Regions from separate parts of the Homo sapiens genome. Here region 1 is linked to region 2. Evidence: chromatin loops called from intact Hi-C (ENCODE). Cell type or tissue: CD4-positive, alpha-beta T cell. All regions are shown on one strand. Each heading gives the region's core, and the rest is flanking DNA. Links, peaks and the distances in the headings are about the cores only. Region 1 overlaps FAM13A (family with sequence similarity 13 member A). Region 2 has its middle 16 kb from the start of PIGY-DT.

Region 1 (11,016 bases), core at 1-8,000, 250 kb after region 2:
CTCAAGTAAGAGGAAGAATCAATGCCAACTCACTTGTCTCTCCCATGTCGAACTTCATCCTGCTCCTTGGACTGGCGGCGGCGCTGTCTGGCAGATGTGGCAGAAGATGCTGATAGTGTTCCAGATTCTGAGTCCTCTGAACTTTGACCTCCAGAGTTATTAACATCAAAAAGATGTTGTTCTACAGCTGATCGGATGGTTCTTTCTAAGAGTCTGGCAAAAAAGAATGCAGAGTCATTCAAGCAGTCAAGTTCATCAGTGATCACCTTAAAAAATCTGTGCCTACAGTTTTGGGAACATCTGTATTTCCAGTGGAAAGTCTTTAGAACTTCATAAGCAAAGAGAGATGATGAGGCATTAATCTAAAAAATATCTGCATTATGTGTTAAAACCAAAACTAAACGAAAACAATTCTGCCAATTTAACAACTTTCTCATCTTTGTGAAGCCAGTATTGCTGAAATGCTCATGGCAAGTCTAGCAACAATTATGAGGCATTCAGGAAACAGGGGTCAATCAATATAAGGAAGAATGAGGAAAGATTTTTTTTGCCCTCATAGAATAATAGTAGACCTATTCTTACAAAGGCAATTTCATACCAATTCTACAGAGGAAGAGAGAGTGATTTGCAAAGCAAACTGGCACAAATAATTTTATGATGCCTATTATCTATTTACAATCTAAGACAAAATTATATGAAAATAATGATATTTTGGGAAAAAACTCACCAGAACAATTAGAACTCACAACAGCATGGCATAATCTTTCCTAACCTCTATTCAATTAAATTGTGATGTTTATAATTAAAGCTGTATTCATGCAAACACCCCAGAACATATTACTGAAATTGGAAGGATAGATTTACTTTGTTCAACATGAGGAAAACACATAAGCACAAAGTGCTGAAAAGTGCATGGTAAGCTAGAAATGGAATCATTTTTAAAGCTGTAGAATCTTTCAAGGTGTGTATACCTTTTAGCACCACATTATTTCCAAATAAGCTGGTATGGAAAGCTCTTAACTCAGAGTCCTCAAACCTTGTTTTTCTTCGCTTGAAAAAGAACTATATATATATGTTCTAAATGCTCAGGCTGAGAAGTAGCATTTACTTAAATAAACTGTGTTTTGAGAACTTAACTAATTTCAGATTTTTCAAATGCAGTTTTATAATCGACTCATAGTTATTCAAATTTTATTAAAAATATTTTAAGATAATGAGGAAGTATAGTCAAATTAACTTGGGCATTAGAACTTTTATAGATAGAACTCCATGTCTCAAATGATTCAAGATTATTTAATCACAGTACAGAGGATTGTGAGTAAATTAATATGCACATAAGAGATGTACATAATATATAAATAACATATTCATGAGGATGCCATAAAATGCATTACATCAGAGGTGGCTTCCTACAACATACCAAACATCCAGATGAAACTGAAATATCTAAACAGAACAACCCTGCACTTTTTCCAAGCTATACAAGACCCATAAGGAAAGATTATTAGGAAATGAAAAAGGCAAGAACATGTCAGCCTTGGTGCAGTTCTTGAATATCTTTGAAACTGACAAAGCTAAAGGAGGTCAGTCCTGCCCTCTGATTGTTTTCTCTCCCAACAAGGAATTAAGAAAATGGAAATCCATCCTGTTAGATCCAAATTCATTTCAACTAGTGCTTCTTCTAATTCTTCTCTCTTCTCCCTATCACACCACATCTACCCCACCTCCTACACCTGATCCTTGCCAAGAGAAGATGCTCCAAAGAGGCCCACTCATGTCCCAGCAAGTAAGGAGAATAGGTAGGTGTAATGGAAACATATGTGAGCAAGGAGCTGTTCTGTCATTCAGTGACTATTTATTTAGTGCCTAATATATGCCAGGAACTTCTCTAGGCAGTAGGGAGATAGCAATGAACATGACAGACAAGTTCCTTGTATTTACAGAGCTTACATTCCCGTAGGGCAAGATAGATAATAAAGAAATAATGTAATTTCCAATAGTAATAAGTTCTCTAAAACATTGAGTAAAGTGGTGGCAAGTGAATATGGGTAGTTAGGAATAGAATCCTGGATAAGATGACACTTGAACGAGGAGTGAATGAGAAAAAAGTGCTGGCCAGGCTGAGGAACAGCCAATACAAAGGCTCTGAGGCAGCAATAAGGTTGGCCCTCCGTGGGAACAGTAGGTCATGTGGCTGAAGTGTAATGAGCAATATGGTCAGAGGCATTAGCAAGGACTGATAACTGGAGTTTAGGTTTAGTCTAAGTGTCAGTGGAAGACTTTGGAGGAAAAGGCATGTGATGACATAATTAAGAGAGTACCGCCACTGCCCTGTGGACCAGGGACTTGTTGCCATCACTAATTTGCTTTCTTTTCTGCATCCCTATTAGAGTGTAACATCCCTGAAGACAGGGCCCAAGGCGTCCTTGACATTACACATCTAACATGCGCCTGACGTGTTGCAGGCACTCAGTCAATGTAGGTTCAGTCAAATGAACTAAGTAGGGAGTAAAGACATGATTAATGGTTTAACCTTTAATTACATTATCCATTGCAAGATGCCTCCCAAAGTACATTAGACTACTTGCTAATATTAATTGATCCTGGCATTATTTTTAATGAAGTAAACAAAAAGCTCATATTTTCCAATGTTGGAGTTGTCTGTAGGAATACACATATAGAAGCTCAAATAAGAATACCTATGTAGTCCTCTCCTCCATATAGTTTAAAAGTCACTGGCTGCTTATTATCTGAATTTTCCAATACTGTACACCATTAGAGTTGCTTTTTTTTTCTGTTTAATAAGTGGGACAGGGCATTAAAAAAAAAAAACCCAAAGCCCAAAAACCCAACCCAAATAACTTACTCTCCGGTTGCAGACACATTGCTGACTTGGGGTACATGAGCACTGCAGAAAAGAAGCAAAGAGAAAGTCAGGTTAGATGAAAGATCAGAGATGATGAACCAAACATGTGAAGTGGATCGCAGGCTGAAAGAAATTAGCTCAGTCCCAAGTGATCCCCAAAACAATGTTTAACCATCCAATGAAAGATGCTCATTTTCACTTGTTTCTAGAAATGGAGATGGCCCTGCTTGCTTATAACAGTGGCTTTTTCTCCTTTTAAAAGTTGTCCAAGGCAGACAATTCTATAACTAAATTTGGAAAACCATCTCTTAGCTGTCAACCTATTGCCACAGCAGCCCTAGTTCAAGGTCTTTTCATTTTCCTAAAATGTTAATTGTGGCCATGTGCCTTCCTGCCACCTACTTCACCTATTTCTATCTTTTCCCAGCCCAAATCCATTCCCTTCCTTCTCCTCTTAGGCCAGGAAACAGAACATCTTTCTAAAACTCTGCTCTCAACAGGCAGAGGGCAGTGGGGACGACAGGGATAGAGAACAAGGAACCGATATTGTTTTCTATATGACTATTTCTAAACCATCTTTTCGAAGCCACATTTTCTTCCTAAGTTTCTCAGGATGGAAAGCATCTCAAGCTCTGTAATGTGTCAGCTTAACATCTAATTTACAATGTTTTTGTTGAGCACTTACAAATTTTCATGATTTTCCCATTTTTTTAAAGCCTGAATTCTTTTAAAAGTATTGAGAAGTGGTCAACACAAAGTAGAATGATAAAATTACAAAACACTATCAGGTTAGCATGCTTCAGAACTTTCCCCCTCATGCCTGCACTTATGTTCACATAACCACAATGAGTGTTGAGGCTGGCAGCTATTTTAATTGTATTAACACATTACATTCTCACAATCTGCCCTCTAGTGTTTAGTTGGCTTGTGAATCAAGATTTAAAAGTGCCTATCCTTTAAAAGAAGAGGTTAAATATTGAGCAGATTTGAGACAATCTTTAGTCGTGTCAAACTATAGTTCTACCTAATAGTCCTAATAGTTCTTTTCTTTCTTTGTAGAGACATTCAAAGAAAATCAAAGTTGTTAAGGACCAATATTGATAGTTGTCTTTCAATTACTCCAAACATTCTAATTTATACGATATAATTTTCAACATATGAATATGTTGCTTGGGAATCATCTGTCAGGTTTTTCTCCCATGTAAGTGTATATCTCATCTCTTTCAATGTAGAATCTCAAGGCCTCAAGGGACTGTACAATATTTCTCATTTTCTTTCATCACACTCCCTCCCACTACCACCACCATCATGTCTTCCATAGTACTCATTATCCCAGAGGTGATCAAAAAATGTTTACTCTTTCGCCCAAGATAATTTTCTTTAGCTAAAGCTGTAGCTCTTTGTTATGGCCACAGACAAACCCAGAAAAACCACGTAAAATCATGTGATTAGGTAAAAGGGAAGCTGATTCAAATTCGTATTAAATAATTAAGAAGATAAGTAAATAAATACAAACACCCTAAGACTTACTGAGTACTTACTATGTTCCAGACACTGTGCTAAGTACTTTTACATAGTTTTTTTTTCACTTATTATTTACAATAACCCTATGAAGAGGTACTACTCTTTTCCCTGTTTTCAGATGAAGAGGTTAGAAAGGTTAAATAACTTACCCACAGCCATAGAACCAAGAAATAAATGAGCTAGGATTTGAACCAAGAAAGGTTTTAGCTCAGAGTCTAAGCTCTTAATCACTCCACTAGCTTGTCTTTCAATCCATTACTCACTACAGTCATCTTTGGATATGGAGGCCTGGCCTTAGGTATTTTACTTTGCTTTTAATTACAACAATTTCTCCTCTGCCTCACAATGCCTGTTATTCATAGTGGTTCCCAGGCTACATAACCAACAATAAAACCCTTTCTGCTTTCTGTCTTTAACTGGAACAAGCAGTCCTTGCTTTTGCTACTTTGTGGCTTACCCTCTGTAAATTCAACAATATATAATTAACTCCTATACTCCACTTCTCAGTACAGTTACACAACCTTGGTTTTGAGAGCAGGGACCCATATGAGTAATGACTCGGGGAAAACCCAGAAGAGAGTAAAGAATGTGGATCTGCTAGATGCTAAAAAACATTCCAAAGACATGTCATTAGCCTGTTAGTCCTCTATGCCATCTCAGAATGAAGACATGTATTTCCTCTCCTCCTTTCCACATCCTTTTGAACTGTCTTCTTTTTGACTATTAAAGCAGATCCTGATGTTTTGATGTTCATTTTCCATGAAGGGAGGGTGAAGAAAGAAAGGCAAGAAAGAAAAAGACAAGGAAACAACAAACAAGATGAGGTTCTGAGATTTCTAACTCTTTAAATAAGTGCTTCTTCATTCTTAATGTGCATAGGAATCACCTTGGCACTTGTTAATACAGACTGTGATTCAGCAGGTCTAGGTCTTGGGAAGGGGAAGCTGAGACTGCATTTCTAATACATTCCTCAGTGATTCTAATACTGTTGGTTTGTGGAAGACACTGAGTGGCAGAGGCTCTTATCTTCGCAACTAAAATTCTTCAAAACTTCAATTACTTAAATATCCCAATAATGATTTTTAAATACTGTAATCTAAGTAATGAAGGTAGGATACGGAAAACTCATGTTAACCTCAGTGAATAAAAGTCAACACATCGAAATTTCTCCAACAGCTTAGAGAAAAATGACCTGAACCATCTAAATCAGTTGTAGAGCACATTTCTCAGAGTACAAAAGTAAACGAATAAATCAATAATAAAACCAAGTAATTAAATCATATTCATATTTTTGCTAGCATATTTATTTTAGGACAGTTTTAGAATAAAGTGTGATGTTTTTAATAGTCCTTTGGAATTTCTGGTATATTTAACTAGTCTATAATTTCAAGTTCTTTTAATAGAATTCCTATATAAAGCATTAGGAGAAGATATTTTCCACTGGTAATCAGAAAAGAAAGTTCTGGTCTTGGCTCTGCAGTTGATTAGACAAAATCACTGGCAGGTTGTTGGTTAGCTTGGCTGCATTGGGTTGGTTTCTTCACATAGAAAATGAAAGGTCTGGCTAGTGATCTCTGTAGTTTCTTTTACCTCTAAAAGAAACCTCAAAAAATTGTTCTATCTCAGGTTCAGGCTTACTGCCTAAAGTTTACATGATTACAAAAGGTTATGACTGCATATTTAGTTTTATGACATAGTATCAGATACATTTATGGTTTATTAGATTCCAAAATAACTTTGGTATTTAGTCAGGCATCCACCGCCATAGTTCCTGTGGGATGTACTTAACAATTCACCCTTAACAAAATTTTAAAGAATATTTAACAAAAGCAATAGAGATTTCTTCCATAACTAAGACACTGACAAAAAGGCAATAAGCATTTAAACAATAAGCAAATAAGCCAAAGTGAAAGATAAAGAAATTTCCTTCTTCATCTGTATGTAGCTTGCTTTTTACCCTCTTCGGAGAGCTAAGAATAATGAATTTTTTTTCAGCGTCTTTGACTGATTTGCTAAGAAAATTTCTTACTTATGCATTATAAACAGTTGGATATGGAAGCGTTCATTTCCTAATGTTGACAAAGCAAGTATTTAAAATGGAAAGAAAGATGCTCACTCATATGCAGATCCCAGTTCTATGGCCAAATTCAAACCTAAGCCTACTGTTAGTGATGATGCAACTGAATATTCTATTGGCATGGTCATTTAAAATAGATTCTAAGCCTACTTTGAAATATATTCTATGACATATTGAAATATCTTTAGTCTTTATTTTTACTAGCAAAACCCAAACTATATTTCCTTAAGCCAATTATGCTCAGCAATATTAGTCTGTAAAATTTGCATGTGATAAGATGCACAGATGCCTGTTGACAAGTGATTCTTTAATTAAATCTCTTGATTTGAAATAAAAAAGCATACATTTAAAAAGAGGTTTCAAATCTACAAAATGGAGACATCTTGAAAAGCATGTGTTCTCTTTTCTGTGCGTTGTCTTATTTCAGTATGTTCTCCTCTATGGCATATAAAATCCTGCCTGTAAAATATTACCGTTTTATTAGGAAACATGAGGTCTAACAAAATTATCAGTTTCTCTAGGATATAATATTTAAATTTACTCTTTTTTTAATTGAGCAAGGATTAAAAAGACAATTATGAGATGTTCGCTTAAATAAACCTAAGGATAAAGCTCATGTAACAATCATCAAAATAGCCTAAAATTCTTAATTTGTCAATTTAACAAAATATAGTATTTTTAGTATCATCTTAAAATACGATAAGTTGATATGCAGCATCAACATTATACATATATAACAATGCACATATTTGTTATGGTATAATGGCTTTCTAAATTAAATTTTGTTCATAATTTTAGTGCATTCTTCATAGTGTCATACATTAAAACAATTCAATCCTCAATATTTATTCCTTTTGTTTTAACCTCTAGCTATGATTATCATATGCAGAACTTTAGTGGAACATTTGTTGGTATTTAAACTCTGATAAAAGTTGCATCATCCTTTTGCATCATTACAGACATTTTGGGTAGCCTCAAATCTTGGTTTAAAATTGCATACTGTGCATAATATACTAGAATATAAATTGAAAACATACTACATGGATATAACTCAAAAAGAGGAAAATATTTATCCTCATACCTTCTCTAATTCATGTTTCCTATTCTTTTAAATAGCCTGATTTGAAGAAAAAATTACTCTTCACAGCTATATCTTAATGCTATATTAAATTTATTCTAACAAATCAAATATAACCCATCGAAATGTCAGAATACTCATCTTTTATACAGCTTCTTTTGACAATTATTGATGTTTTCAATTTTATATATTTAGTATGTTTTAGCATAAAAAGAAATGGAAAGTTTAGTTTTTACACTAAGGTCTATATTAACAAAATTATAAAATGTAATGGATAATTCACTTATATACTGTATCCCTTTTCCATTTTACAGAAAATTGAAGAGCAGAGAATTTAAGTATCTAAGTTTACACAGCTCCATTCTATCTATGTAGTCTGGCTTCAGGGTATGTCCTCGATACTCTGAACAATCTTTATTCTCAAATAATGCTGCTATTTACATAAATTGTTGGCTATACCTCTAGTTATTTCATTAGAATTAGGTTACTAAAAGTGCTTTTTTTGATTCAAATAGATGTTCTCCAAATTTATATAATGCAGAAAATTTTTATTTCATCTAGGTTTTCATGTTTATTAGTTTCAAATTGCATGATGTATTCTCTAATCTTTTAAAAAATTATTATAACCCTTACAGTAAACTTCAGTTATGATTATTAGTATCATCTCTCATTTTTCTCAAGCTTATCAAGAATTTTCTATCTTGTAATTTTCATTTTTAGTCTCAAAGAACCAGCTCCCGAATTCAAGTATCAGTTCTGCTCGTTTTCTGTTTTCTTTTATTATTAATGAATTATTTTAGGTTTCAAAGAGGTTGCTTTTTCTTCCTTTCTATAACTTCTTATTCTGAATGTGTGGCTGATTTATCTTCAATCTTGTGTTAGGTTACCTCTTAAAATAAGTTTAGACTTTATTCTATAAATTTTCATATATACTTTTTCTTTATTTTCTTAACAGTATGCACTTGAGATTCTTATTTACTCTTTGAGTTATCCCCTTCCTCCTGTCCCCTTACAAGAGTTTTCATTGGTTGATTGAAAGTTTTTGTCATTAATTACACTGTGGTCAGAAATTATTGGCTATCAAAATTTCTGCTCTTTAAGAACTTTTAAAGATAGCTGAATAATTTTTATAAAGTAGCAGAAATGCTTGATTGAGCTCTATATTATGCAAAATTTCACATATGTATATAGGTGCTCATTTATTTGAAATCTTATTAATTTTACAAAATTCTCAATGCTATCTATCCTGTAAATTTTGTTATGGACATATAGTTATATGTATAAGTCCTATATTTCAAATGTGTTTACTTGTTTACCCTTGATAATGTAAGAATTTAAATTTATATGATTTGATAATACCGTAGATATGTTTATCTTTTTATTATTGATCTTTCTGTGCCACTTTGTTTTAGGTATGACTCTTTTGCAAATGGTATAGTTCAACTAGGTTTTTTTTTTTTAGTAGTTTAGCTTTTCTCAAATAATTTAATCCACTTACATTTATTGTCCTAGCTGATTTGTTCTAGTATTGTTTTTGCTTTGTACTTTCTAATTTGGGAACTTGCTTTTCCTTTGGTTTCTGACATTGCTCTTATCTTTTGAAGGCATTCTGAATATAGGAATCCTATGCACAATTCTACTATGGTTGCTTCTCATGCCCATATTTCTCTCATTATTATTAAAAATATGGCAAAAAGTGCAATTACTTTCACGTCAACCTAATAAAATAAGAAAATAGACAAAAAAACCTCTTGACACCTGCTTCTATTTTCCTGTTTATGTAAGACAAGAAAATTATAGTTTCATTACTTTCTTTGCCTTTCCACCAATGCTTATAATCAGATCTCTAGGTCCTACTAATTTTTTTTTAAATTTATCTCTCAATTAGCTGGGCACACACTATACTTGTATTTTACAAATATGTTTCTTCATTCAAATTATAGTTTTCAGATTGGCTTTTCAATCTCTGACTTTCACATCTAACATTATTACTCTGATAGTTTTGTGGGTTTTTTTTTTTTTGAGACAGTGTCTTGCTCCGTCACCCAGGCTGGAGGGAGTACAGTGGCATCATCATAGCTCACTGAAATCTCAAACTCCTGGGCTCAAGCAATCCTCTTGCTTCGGCCTCACAAGAAACTGGTGTACATCAACACACCTGGGCAATTTATTTATTTTCTTACAGAGACAGAGTCTTGCTATGTTGCCCAGGTTGGTCTCAGACTCCTGGTTTCAAGAGATCCTCCCACTCTGGCCTCCGAAAGTGCTGGGATTACAGGAGAGAACTACTGTGTCCAGCCTGTCACGTAGTTTTTATCTTTATCCTGTTCCTTTTCATTCCAGAAGGGCGTCTCCAGTTTCTCTTTTATCATGTATTTGACTGATTTTTAATCATTTCTCTTCTTTACTGCCTTCAACATAGTTTTTAAAGTCTCTTCTAAAACATTTCTAGGGTTGTTTTTCCCTCCTCATTTCAGCTGTTCTTTCTGTATCCCCAGCCTTTCAATTCCAAGCCTACTCTGCTTTAATGGCTTCCTACTGTTTCAAAAAGGTTTATGTCCTTGAGGATTTTTTGAGAAGATTAACAATATTAGTTCTCAAGTTTTCATCTGAATTTTATAAAAATCAATTCTCTAGATTCTGCTTTTATGCTGAGTCATTGAGGCAGATCATCCTTTCCCCTAGTTTGTAATTTTTCTTCATAGGTCCCAAATAGTTTCTTTGTGTTTAGTGGTTCTTAAGGTGGAACAATCAATCTAGGCAGAACCAGTTCCAACAACCTGGGAAGGTAGATTGTTCTTAGTTTATATAATTGTCCACTTGGCTGTGAGCAGATGCCTCCTCCTGGATTTAGATTTGAAGAGCCAGTATCTGAATCTGCCCTAGAATAATCTATAATGCCTACTTAGGTGGACTTGCTTTTTGGTCCAATTTTATGATTATGCTGGAGAACTGGAAACAAATTTGTGGTTTGTTTTGGGGTAGTGTACACTTGAAAGCACATATGAAAATCCAATAATCTTCTTCCCTTTATCCCTTTCTCAAATGCTTTTGCTAGGTGACTGAGCATCCCAGGAGAAGAATCCCTTTCTTCCCCATTGTTCTGTACACTGAGTATTCTTGTCTGAATGGATATTGAAATAAAAAAGCTGATGAGGGCAGAGAGGTGAAAAACAATAAAAACACAACTCGGCTCTAGATGGTTCAGAAAATAAGTTTCTGCTCAGTTGAGGAAATGTCACTAGCTTTTCTGATTAGTGCAATAGACAGCAGAAGAGAGCCAAGTCAGTTTTTCCTCCCTTCCTTTTCTCTTTGTGGCTATCTGTATTGTTTAGTTGGCAGAACATGAAGTCTGCAAGGTAAAAATATGTTTCTCCGTCCACGCCATAGATGATGTGACTTTTGACATGGCTTTTCTTTATCATTGCTACAGAGCTGTCTCTAGAGTTTGTCTTTTATATCATCATTGGA
Region 2 (11,372 bases), core at 1,969-9,968:
CAGAACACTGGTTTTTCAACTGGAATGATTTTGAACCCCAGGAATATTTGGCAATGTGTGGATGTATTTTTGATGGTTACAACTGGGGTGGTGCTCCTGGGCAGAGGCCAGGGATGCCACCAAGCATCTTACCATGCACAGGACAGCCCCTCACGACAAAGAATTAACTGGCCCAAAATGTCAACAGTGACCAGGCTGAGGAATCCTGCTCTAGAATGATTTTAAACACTATAATTACCCAGTGGCATCTTCTATTAGTCTAACAGTTTTGTTTTTTTTTTCCTAGAAAAAAACTTTCCAGTCCTCTTCCCTCTACTTAGTCAGTTCCTGTGACTAAAAGGATCTCATACTGCAAGGCTTTTTTTCCCCAAACGTCTACCATTTCCTTTTCCAATTTATTAAATGAAAGTTATGAATGGAATTTTTCATGGCATTAACATGATTTTAAAAGCCTCATGCTCTCAGAAAAAAATAAAAAATTAAGACAGCAAGTTTACAGCTTTGAAATGTGTGATTCTATATGGCTTTTTTATTATCCAGGTTTAAGCTAGTGCATTATGGTACCTTTGAAAACAACTGAAGTAATTCTCAAAATAATAATCAATAGGTGTTTTACTTTGTGTGTGTTTTCAATGACTGTTCAGGTTGTAGCCATCAAATAGTCCATAGTGTAAAAGGAAATGAACCTCCAAAAGAAGTATTTTTTTGTATTCAGATGAAGAAGATGGGGATATTGTAAAAGCTCTTTTATTACAGAAAGCTGTGTTTTCCATAGTTGAAGAGAGTCAGGAATTTGACAACTTTAACTTGATTTGACTCTCCAGTGATGTAGCTAACACAAGAGTTATTGCATATGAAAAAAATAGATAATTTTTACCAGAATCATGGCTAGATGAAAGTAAATTGAGTCCTGAGTATTTTTATTGAAACTATGGTCACAATTCCAAGTTTTTGAAAGTCTGCTTTTCCTAGTTTTCTAAGCCTGTCAGGCATCTTTGACTGACTCAGAGACCAACCTTGAACTTACACCTGGCCTGCCAGCACCTAGGGCACTGCCCTGGGATTCCCACTCTGCCCTGCTTTCTTCTTGATTTCATTGCAATGGAAAATACGACTAAATATTTCAGTAGTTTGAGTTTGGTCTAGTCATTAGGGACATTTTATTTTAATGTAAAGATCTTACTGAAAAGTACTTTAGTCACCAACTTAGAGAATTCATAAACTGAAAAATGTTATATAAGGTGACTAAATCAGAATGATCTTCTTAAATTTACTATCCACTCACCTACACTTCCCCAGAAAACTCTCCTTGTTCTGTATTGAACTTAGTAAATGATACCACCATCTTCTGAGTCACCTGGGCTGAGGTCTGAAGTCATGATGGACTTCATCTTTTCACCTCCCACATCCAATCACATGATGAAGGGCATCCCAAGGCAGGAGGACAGGAGCAAGTGTGTCAGCTCAGGTCTCTCTTCCTCTGCTTATAAAGCCACCAGTCCCATCATGGGGGTCCCACACGAATGACCTCATCTAATCCCAATTACCTCTCAAAGGCCCCACCTCCAACCAACAGATGAATTTGGCACTTAAGTTTCCAATACAAGACATTTGGAGGACATATTCAAACCACAGCACTCCTGAAATCTCTTACAGAAATATTACAGAGTAGAAATAATGCAAATGTTTCTTATGTCATAATGTAAGATAGAAAGATGGGAGTGCATCCAATTCTTGGTTCCATTTCCTTATTACAATAAACACAAATCATCTCATGGGGCTAGGATGACCTACCTCAATGCACCTTGCTTTGCATGTAATAGTTTAACAAATTAGTTATTCACTGATGCACTCAAGTGGCCAAAAGCTCCCAGATGATTTCCCTAGGTTTGTGCAAAAGCTTCTGGCATAGTGGCTTATGAGGCCCTCCAGCAACTGGCCCCAGACTGTCTCCAGCATATTCTCTCACTGTGGCCACTTCTCATCTTGAATTCAGCCATTCTGAACTATTTGTTGTCCCCATAATAGCCTGTTTCATAGCTCCATGTCTTTTGTTCATGCCATTTCTTCTGCCCAGAATATCTTTACTCCATTGTCCCTCTAAACCACTACTCAGCTTTTAAGACCCAATTCAAACACAGACACTTTTATGAAGATTTTTCTAACTCCTTCCTTCTCCCTGCTTCCTGGGAATTGACCATCAATCCCTTGTATACAACAGTAAACTACCCTACCCCGACACATACTCACTCACTCACTCACTCTTATTATAACATTTATTACTTCTTTACAAGTATTCTTTTATATGTCTGTCTCCTGTACTAATCTAGAAGATCCTTTAGGTCACATACCATGTGTATTTTATTTCTTTATCCCTAAATCTAGCACAGTGGCTGGCACATAGTATATGTTTAATAAACACTTGTAAAATGAATGTAATATGTCTAGTACCAAATGTTGTTCCTCTTAACTTGCCAATAGAAAAAAATATTACACAGTTACAGAATCTGCTTGTAATTTAGCTACCTGTGAAAAGAAAAGCACAATGAATTTTTTTTCAATTTAGAGAAATTCAAAACATATAAACTCTTTCCCAATCTGATTATAATTTTGAGTAATATGTTAGGGTGGAGGTGCTAGAAGGAGTACTCTATCAGAGCTGTCTTCTAAATTATTTTCTGCCTGGGATTATATATTTTTAAAACACACACTAAAGTTATAAAAATACGACCAAGAATTCTTATATACTTTCACCTGGATTTCTTAAATTAACAGATTTCTGTAGCTAGATTTTAAAAAACTGACAGCAACTTGCAGACATGAGGTTCATTTACACTTTAACACTTCAAAACAAAATGAAAACCAAAACAAAATATATTCTCTTACATCACCACAGGACAATTATCAAAATCAGAAAATTAATATTTATACAATATTACTGTATAATTTATGAATTTAAATTTCACCATTTGTTCCCTTAATGTATTTTTATAGCAAAAGGAAAAGGATTTCTGGTCCAAGATCCAATCCAGGATGAGACATGACTTTTAGTCATCACGTCTCATTCATCTCTTGTAATCTGAAACAGTTCATTGGTCTTTTTTTGTCTTTCATGACCTTGATGTTTTGAGGCATTATGGGAAGTTTACTTGCAGCAAGTCTATTCCTCAATTTGGATGTGTCTGATATTTCTTCATGATTAGATTCAGGTAATATATATTTTTAAGTTACACATTTTTTGCCAGGATACCACAGAAGTAACACTGTGTCATTTTTAGTGCATCCTACCAAGAATTATTACTGGTTATGCTAACTCTGATCATTTGATTAAAGTGGTCCGTTTAAGTTGTCACTACTGTAAATTACTGTTTTCCTCTATGTAATCAATAAGTAGCATACAGGGATGAGGTTATATTGAAGGCTAAACAAAAGAGAGACCAAGTGTTCCTCTGTGTTCTAAATAGAAATTGTTTAGCTGTGTTATTTGGCCTTCTTAGAGATTACATATAAAAATCAAAAGACTTTAAAATGGTGATCTTCTGACATTTTTAGTGCTTTAGCTGCAAAATTATTTATAAAAACAAGATGTAGCTCTGAAATCCATAGCACTGAATATTAAAGCCTTAAGTAAATGGGAGATCTGCATTTAGCAGCCCCTCAGGGATGAAGCTCGAATAGCAGCAGAACTGTTGTTTCTGTGACACTGTGCATTTGGCTCACAGCTAGATCACTTGTCAAAAACCTTCTGACAGGAAGATAATGTCCTATGTTATTAGCCATACTTTACAATCAAAAATAGGTTTATGTTGGTGTTAAATCTGTGAGTCCTTACTCTCAGCCTCTTTGTTTGACCCACATATTCTTTAAGGGAGAACTATATTGAAATGGTACAGGTGAATCAATGGATATTTACTTGTTTTCTGGAGTTAGAAATCTAACACAATAAATGGGAGGTTCTTAAACTATTCTTTCAAATGGTTTTGCATCGCAGTAAAGGAACCATGCAGTTTGGAGTACAACATTTCCTTCTCTCACTAGATTCAGTTGCTAAAGACCTCTTTCACACTGCAATGCTCTTTGAGATGACACTGTACACCATGGAGTATCGTGGCAATAGCTGCCTATTAGTTTGCTAGGCCTGCTATAACAAAGTACCACAGACTGGATGGCTTGAACAACAGAATTTGTTTTCTGACAATTCTTGAGGCTAGGTATCAACGTGTTGGCAGGTTTGGTTTCTTCTAAGCCTCTCTCCTTGGCTTATAGATGGCTGTCTCTCTGTTGACTTCACATGGTCATCTCTCTGTACATGTCTGTGTCCCAATTTCCTCTTTTTTTTTTTTTTTTTTGACGAAGTCTCGCTCTGTCACCCAGGCTGGAGTGCAGTGGTGCGATCTCCGCTCACTGCAAGCTCTGCCTCCTGGGTTCACGCTATTCTCCTGCCTCAGCCTCCCGAGTAGCTGGGACTACAGGTGCACGCCACCATGCCTAGCTAATTTTTTGTATTTTTAGTAGAGATGGGGTTTCACCGTGTTAGCCAGGATGGTCTTGATCTCCTGACCTCGTGATCTGCCCGCCTCGGCCTCCCAAAGTGCTGGGATTACAGGCGTGAGCCACCATGCCCGGCCCAATTTCCTCTTTTTATAAGACATCTGTCATATTGAATCAGGATCCACCCACCATAACCTCATTTTACTGTCATTTCATACCTCTTTAAAAGTCCTATCTCCACTTGCTTCCAAGATGGCCAAATAGGAACAGATCCAGTCTGCAACTCCCAGTGTGATTGATGCAGAAGACAGGTGATTTCTGCATTTCCAACTGAGATACCTGGTTCATCTCATTGGGACTGGTTGGGCAGTGGGTGCAACACACAGAGGGCGAGCCAAAGCAGTGTGGGGCATCGCCTCACCTGGGAAGCGCAAGGTGTCAGGGGATTTCCCTTTCCTAGCCAAGGGAAGCCATGACAGACTGTACCTGGAAAAACAGTACACTCTCGCCCAAATACTGTGCTTTTCCCATGGTCTTAGCAACCGGCAGACCAGGAGATTCCCTCCCGTGCCTGGCTCTGCGGGTCCCATGCCCACAGAGCCTTGCTCACTGCTAGCACAGCAGTCTGAAATCAACCTGCGAGGCTGCAGCCTCGGGGGGAGAGGGGCATCCACTATTGCTGAGGCTTGAGTAGGTAAACAAAGCAGCCAGGAAGCTTGAACTGGGCAGAGCCCACTGCAGCTCAGCAAGGCCTACCACCTCTATAGACTCCACCTCTGTGGGCAGGGCATAGCTGAACAAAAGGCAGCAGACAAGTTCTGCAGACTTAAACGTCCCTGTCTGACAGCTCTGAAGAGAGCAGTGGCACGGCGTTTGAGCTCTGAGAATGGACAGACTGCCTCCTCAAGTGGGTCCCTGACTCTTGTGTTGCCTGACTGGGAGACACCTCCCAGTAGGGGGCGACAGACACCTCATACAGGCAGGTGACCCTCTGGGACGAAGCTTCCAGAGGAAGGATCAGGCAGCAATATTTGCTGTTCTGCAATATTTCCTGTTCTGCAGCTTCCGCTGGTGATACCCAGGAAAACAGGGTCTGGAGTGAACCTCCAGCAAACTCCAACAGAACTATAGCTGAGGGCCCTGACTGTTAGAAGGAAAAACTAACAAACAGAAAGGAATAGCATCAACATCAACAAAAAGGACATCCACACCAAAACTCTATCTGTAGGTCACCAACAACAAAGACCAAAGGTAGATAAAACCACAAAAATGGGGAGAAACCAGAGCAGAAAAGCTGAAAATTCTAAAAACCAGAGCACCTCTTCTCCTCCAAAGGATCGCAGCTTCTTGCCAGCAACAGAACAAAACTGGACAGAGAATGACTTTGATGAGTTGACAGAAGTAGGCTTCAGAAGATTGGTAATAACAAACTTCTCTGAGCTAAAAGAGCATGTTCTAACCCATCACAAGGAGGTTAAAAATCTTGAAAAAAGGTTAGACGAATGGCTAACTAGAATAAACAGTGTAGTGTAGAGAAGACCTTAAATGACCTGATGGAGCTGAAAACCACAGTGCGAGAACTTCGTGACACACACAACAAGCTTCAATAGCCAATTTGATCAAGTGGAAGAAAAGATATCAGTGATTGAAGATCAAATTAATGAAATAAAGTGAGAAGACAAGTTTAGAGAAAAAAAGTAGAAAGAAATGAACAAAGCATCCGAGAAATATGGGACTATGTGAAAAGACCAAATCTACGTTTGACTGGTGTACCTGAAAGTGACAGGGAGAATGGAACCAAGTTAGAAAACACTCTTCAGGATATTATCAAGGAGAACTTCCCTCACCTAGGAAGGCAGGCCAGCATTCAAATTCAGAAAATACAGAGAACACCACAAAGATACTCCTTGAGAAGAGCAACCCCAAGACACATAATTGTCAGATTCACCAAGGTTGAAATGAAGGAAAAAATGTTAAGGGCAGCCAGAGAGAAAGGTCGGGTTACCCACAAGGGAAGCCCATCAGACTAACAGCAGATCTCTCGGCAGAAACTCTATAAGCCAGAAGAGAGTGGGAGCCAATATTCAACATTCTTAAAAAAATTTTCAATCCAGAATTTCATATCCAGCCAAACTAAGCTTCATAAGTGAAGGAGAAATAAAATACTTTATAGACAAGAAAAAGGCTGAGAGATTTTGTCCCCACCAGGCCTGCCTTACAAGAGCTCCTGAAGGAAGCACTAAATATCGAAAGGAACAACCAGTACCAGCCACTGCAAAAACATGCCAAATTGTAAAGACCATCAATACTAGGAAGAAACTGCATCAATTAATGAGCAAAATAACCAGCTAACATCATAATGACAGGATCAAATTCACACATAACAATATTAACCTTAAATGTAAATGGGCTAAATGCCCCAATTAAGATACAGACTGGCAAATTGGATAAACAGTCAATACCCATCAGTGTGCTGTATTCAGGAGACCTATCTCACGTGCAGAGACACACATAGGCTCAAAATAATGGGATGGAGGAAGATCTATCAACCAAATGGAAAGCAAAAAAAAAGCAGAGGTTGCAACCCTAGTCTCGGATAAAAGAGACTTTAAACCAACAAAGATCAAAAGAGACAAATAAGGCCATTACAAAATGGTATAGGGATCAATTCAACAAGAAGAGCTAACTATCCTAAATATATATGTACCTAATACAGGAGCACCCAGATTCATAAAGCAAGTCCTTAGAGACCTACAAAGAGACTTAGACTCCCACACAATAACAATGGGAGACTTTAACACCCCACTGTCAATATTAGACAGATCAGCAAGACAGAAGGTTAACAAGGATATTCAGGACTTGAACTCAGCTCTGCAACAAGCAGGCCTAATAGACATCTACAGAACTCTCCACAGTTCTGAAGTCAACAGAATATACATTCTTCTCAGCACCACATCGCACTTATTCTAAAATTGACCACATAATTGGAAGTAAAACACTCCTCAGCAAAAGTAAAAGAACAGAAATCACAACAAACTGTCTCTCAGACCACAGTGAAATCAAATTAGAACTCAGGATTAAGAAACTCACTTAAAACCGCACAACTACATGGAAACTGAACAACCTGCTCCTGAATGACTACTGGGTAAATAACAAAATGAAGGCAGAAATAAAGATGTTCTTTGAAACCAATGAGAACAAAGACACAACATACCAGAATCTCTGGGACACATTTAAAGCAGTGTGTGGAGGGAAATTTATACCACTAAGTGCCCACAGGAGAAAGCAGGAAAGATCTAAAATTGACACCCTAATATCACAATTAAAAGAACTAGAGAAGCAAGAGCAAACACATTCAAAAGCTAGCAGAAGGCAAGAAATAACTAAGATTGGAGCAGAACTGAAGGAGATAGAGACACAAAAAACCCTTCAAAAAATCAATCCAGGAGCTAGTTTTTTGGAAAAATCAGCAAAATAGATAGACATTAGCAAGATTAATAAAGAATAAAAGAGAGAAGAATCAAATAGATGCAATAAAAAATGATAAAGGGGATATCACCACCAATCCCACAGAAATACAAACTACCATCAGATAATACTATAAACACCTCTACACAAATAAACTAGAAAATCTACGAGAAATGGATACATTCCTGGACACATACACCCTCCCAAGACTAAACCAGGAAGAAGTTGAATCTCTGAATAGACCAATAACAGGTTCTGAAATTGAGGCAATAATTAATAACAACCAAAAAAAGTCCAGGACCAGATGGATTCACAGCCGAATTGTACCAGAGGTACAAAGAGGAGCTGGTACCATTCCTTCTGAAACTATTCCAATCAATAGAAACAAAGGGAATCCTCTGTAACTCATTTTATGAGGCCAGCATCATCCTGATACCAAAGCATGGCAGAGACACAACCAAAAAAGAGAATTTTACACCAATATTGCTGATGAACATCAATGTGAAAATCCTCAATAAAATACTGTGAAACCAAATCCAGCAGCACAGCAAAAAGCTTATCCACCATGATCAACTTGGCTTCATCCCTGGGATGCAAGGCTGGTTCAACACATGCCAATCAATAAACGTAATCCAGCACATAAACAGAACAAACGACAGAAACCACACAATTTTCTCTATAGTTGCAGAAAAGGCCTTTGACAAAATCCAACAGCCCTTCATGCTGAAAACTCTAGATAAACTAGGTATTGATGGGACGTATCTCAAAATAATAAGAGCTATTTATGACAAACCCACAGCCAATATCATACTGAATGGGCAAAAACTGGAGGCATTCCCTTTGAAAACTGTCACAAGACAAGGGTGCCCTCTCTCACCACTCCTATTCAACATAGTGTTGGAAGTTCTGGCCAGGGCAATTAGGCAAGAGAAAGAAATAAAGGGTATTCAATTAGGAAAAGAGAAAGTCAAATTGTCCCTGTTTGCAAATGACATGATTGTAAATTTAGAAGATCCCCTCATCTCAGCCCAAAATCTCCTTAAGCTGATAAGCAACTTCAGCAAAGTCTCAAGATACAAAATCAATGTGCAAATATCACAAGCATTCCTATACACCAAGAACAGACAGAGAGCCAAATCATGAGTGAACTCACATTCATAATTGCTACACAGAGAATAAAATACCTCGGAATCAAACTTACAAGGGATGTGAAGGACCTCTTCAAGGAGAACTACAAACCACTGCTCAACGAAATAAAAGAGGACACAAACGAATGGAAGAACATTCCTTGCTCATGGACAGGAAGAATCAATATCATGAAAATGGTCATACTGCCCATGGTAATTTATAGATTCAATGCCATCCCCATCAAGCTACCAATGACTTTCTTCACAGAATTGGAAAAAACTACTTTAAAGTTCATATGGAACCAAAAAAGAGCCTGCATTGCCAAGTCAATCCTAAGCCAAAAGAACAAAGCTGGAGGCATCACACTACCTGACTTCAAACTATACTACGAAACAGCATGGTACTGGCACCAAAACAGATATATAGACCAATGGAACAGAACAGGGGCCTCAGAAATAACACCACACATCTACAACCATCTGATCTTTGACAAACCTGACAAAAACAAGAAATGGGGGAAGGATTCCCTATTTAATAAATGGCGTTGGGAAAACTGGCTAGCCATATGCAGAAAGCTGAAACTGGATCCCTTCCTTACACCTTATACAAAAATTAACTCAAGATGGATTAAAGACTTAAATGTAAGATCTAAAACCATAAAAACCCTAGAAGAAAACCTAGGCAATACCATTCAGGACATAGGCATGGGCAAAGACTTCATGACTAAAACACCAAAAGCAATGGCAACAGAAGCCAAAATAGACAAATGGGATCTAATTAAACTAAAGAGCTTCTGCACAGCAAAAGTAACTCTCATCAGAGTGAACAGGCAACCTACAGAATGGGAGAAAATTTTTGCAGTCTATCCATCTGACAAAGGTCTAATATCCAGAATCTACAAGGAATGAAAACAAATTTACAAGAAAAAACCAAACAACCCCTTCAAAAAGTGGACGAAGAATATGAACAGACACTTCTCAAAAGAAGACATTTGTGCAGCCAATAAACATGAAAAAAAGCTCATAATCACTGGTCATTAGAGAAATGCAAATCAAAACCACAATGAGATATCATCTCACACCAGTTAGAATGGCTATTATTAAAAAGTCAGGAAACAACAGATGCTGGAGAGGATGTGGAGAAATAGGAACACTTTTACACTGTTGGTGGGAGAGTAAATTCATTCAACCATTGTGGAAGGCAGCATGGAGATTCCTCAAGGATCTAGAAGTAGAAATATCATTTGACCCAGCGATCCCATTACTGGGTATATACTCAAAGCATTATAAATCATGCTACTATAAAGACACGTGCACACGTATGTTTATTGCGGCACTATTCACAATAGCAAAGACTTGGAACCAACCCAATTGTCCATCAATGATAGACTGGATTAAGAAAATGTGGCACATATACACCATGGAATACTATGCAGCCATAAAAAGGATGAGTTCATGTCCTTTGCAGGGACATAGATGAAGCTGGAAACCATCATTCTCAGCTAACTATCACAGGGACATGTTCTCACTCATGTGTGAGAATTGAACAATGAGAACACGTGGACACAGGGCAGGGAGCATCACACACTGGGGCCTGTTGTGGGGTGGGATGCTGGGGGAGGGATAGCATTAGGAGAAATACCTAATGTAAATGACGAGTTGATGGGTGCAGCAAACCAACATGGCGCATGTATACCTATGTAACAAACCTGCATGTTGTGCACACGTACCCTAGAACTTAAAGTATAATAATAAAAAAATCCTGTCTCCAAACATTCACACTCTGAGGCACTGGGGGTTAGGACTTCAACATATGCATGGTAAGGGGGACACAGTCCTGTCCATATCACCACTCTTCCAGTCCTACTGGCTTGGTATAAAACGTTTCTCTTTCACATTACATGCCTGCATCAAAACATCTCATGTACCCCAGCCATAAATATATGCACCTACTCTGTGCCCACAGAAATTAAAAATAACATTTTTTTCTAAATAAAATAAAAAATTTTTGGTTATTCTACCAACTTTACAAGGACTTAAAGGGAGCTATCATACACTCCTCATGAGACTTTACAACACATATTTAAATTTGTGTAATTATTTAAAGGAAATCTTTCCTTTTGAGAATTCTTTTTTTTTTTTTTTTTTTTTAGATAGGGTCTTGCTCTGTCACCCACGCCAAAGTGCAGTGGCGCAGTCATGGCTTATTGCAGCCTCACCCTCTTGGACTCGAGTGATCCTACCACTTCAGCATTTCGAGAATTCTTAATGATTAGGGAATTATGT

What was found. A loop is a pair of places that touch in the nucleus more often than their neighbours do. Peaks named below come from ENCODE experiments on the same cell type or tissue, not always from the same donor. Only the 100,000 strongest peaks of a DNase experiment are listed, where the experiment ranks them.
Region 1: it touches region 2 in a loop (3-fold over the local background); 17 of 110 quality-filtered maps call a loop at or near these places.

Annotation. Positions count from the first base shown.
Region 1 is chr4:88,787,720-88,798,735 of GRCh38, forward strand. It overlaps FAM13A (family with sequence similarity 13 member A), which reads right to left. Exons shown (of 24, transcript NM_014883.4): 9 at 2,867-2,908; 10 at 34-213. Among named protein-coding and RNA genes, the nearest start is that of FAM13A-AS1, 83 kb to the left of the region's middle. In CD4-positive, alpha-beta T cell, for the core only: no CTCF peak of the experiment used is centred there; a DNase peak (open chromatin) is centred at 4,952.
Region 2 is chr4:88,534,215-88,545,586 of GRCh38, forward strand. It overlaps a transcript of HERC3 not described here. Among named protein-coding and RNA genes, the nearest start is that of PIGY-DT, 16 kb to the left of the region's middle. In CD4-positive, alpha-beta T cell, for the core only: CTCF peaks have their summits at 5,451 (motif pointing right) and 5,651; a DNase peak (open chromatin) is centred at 5,427.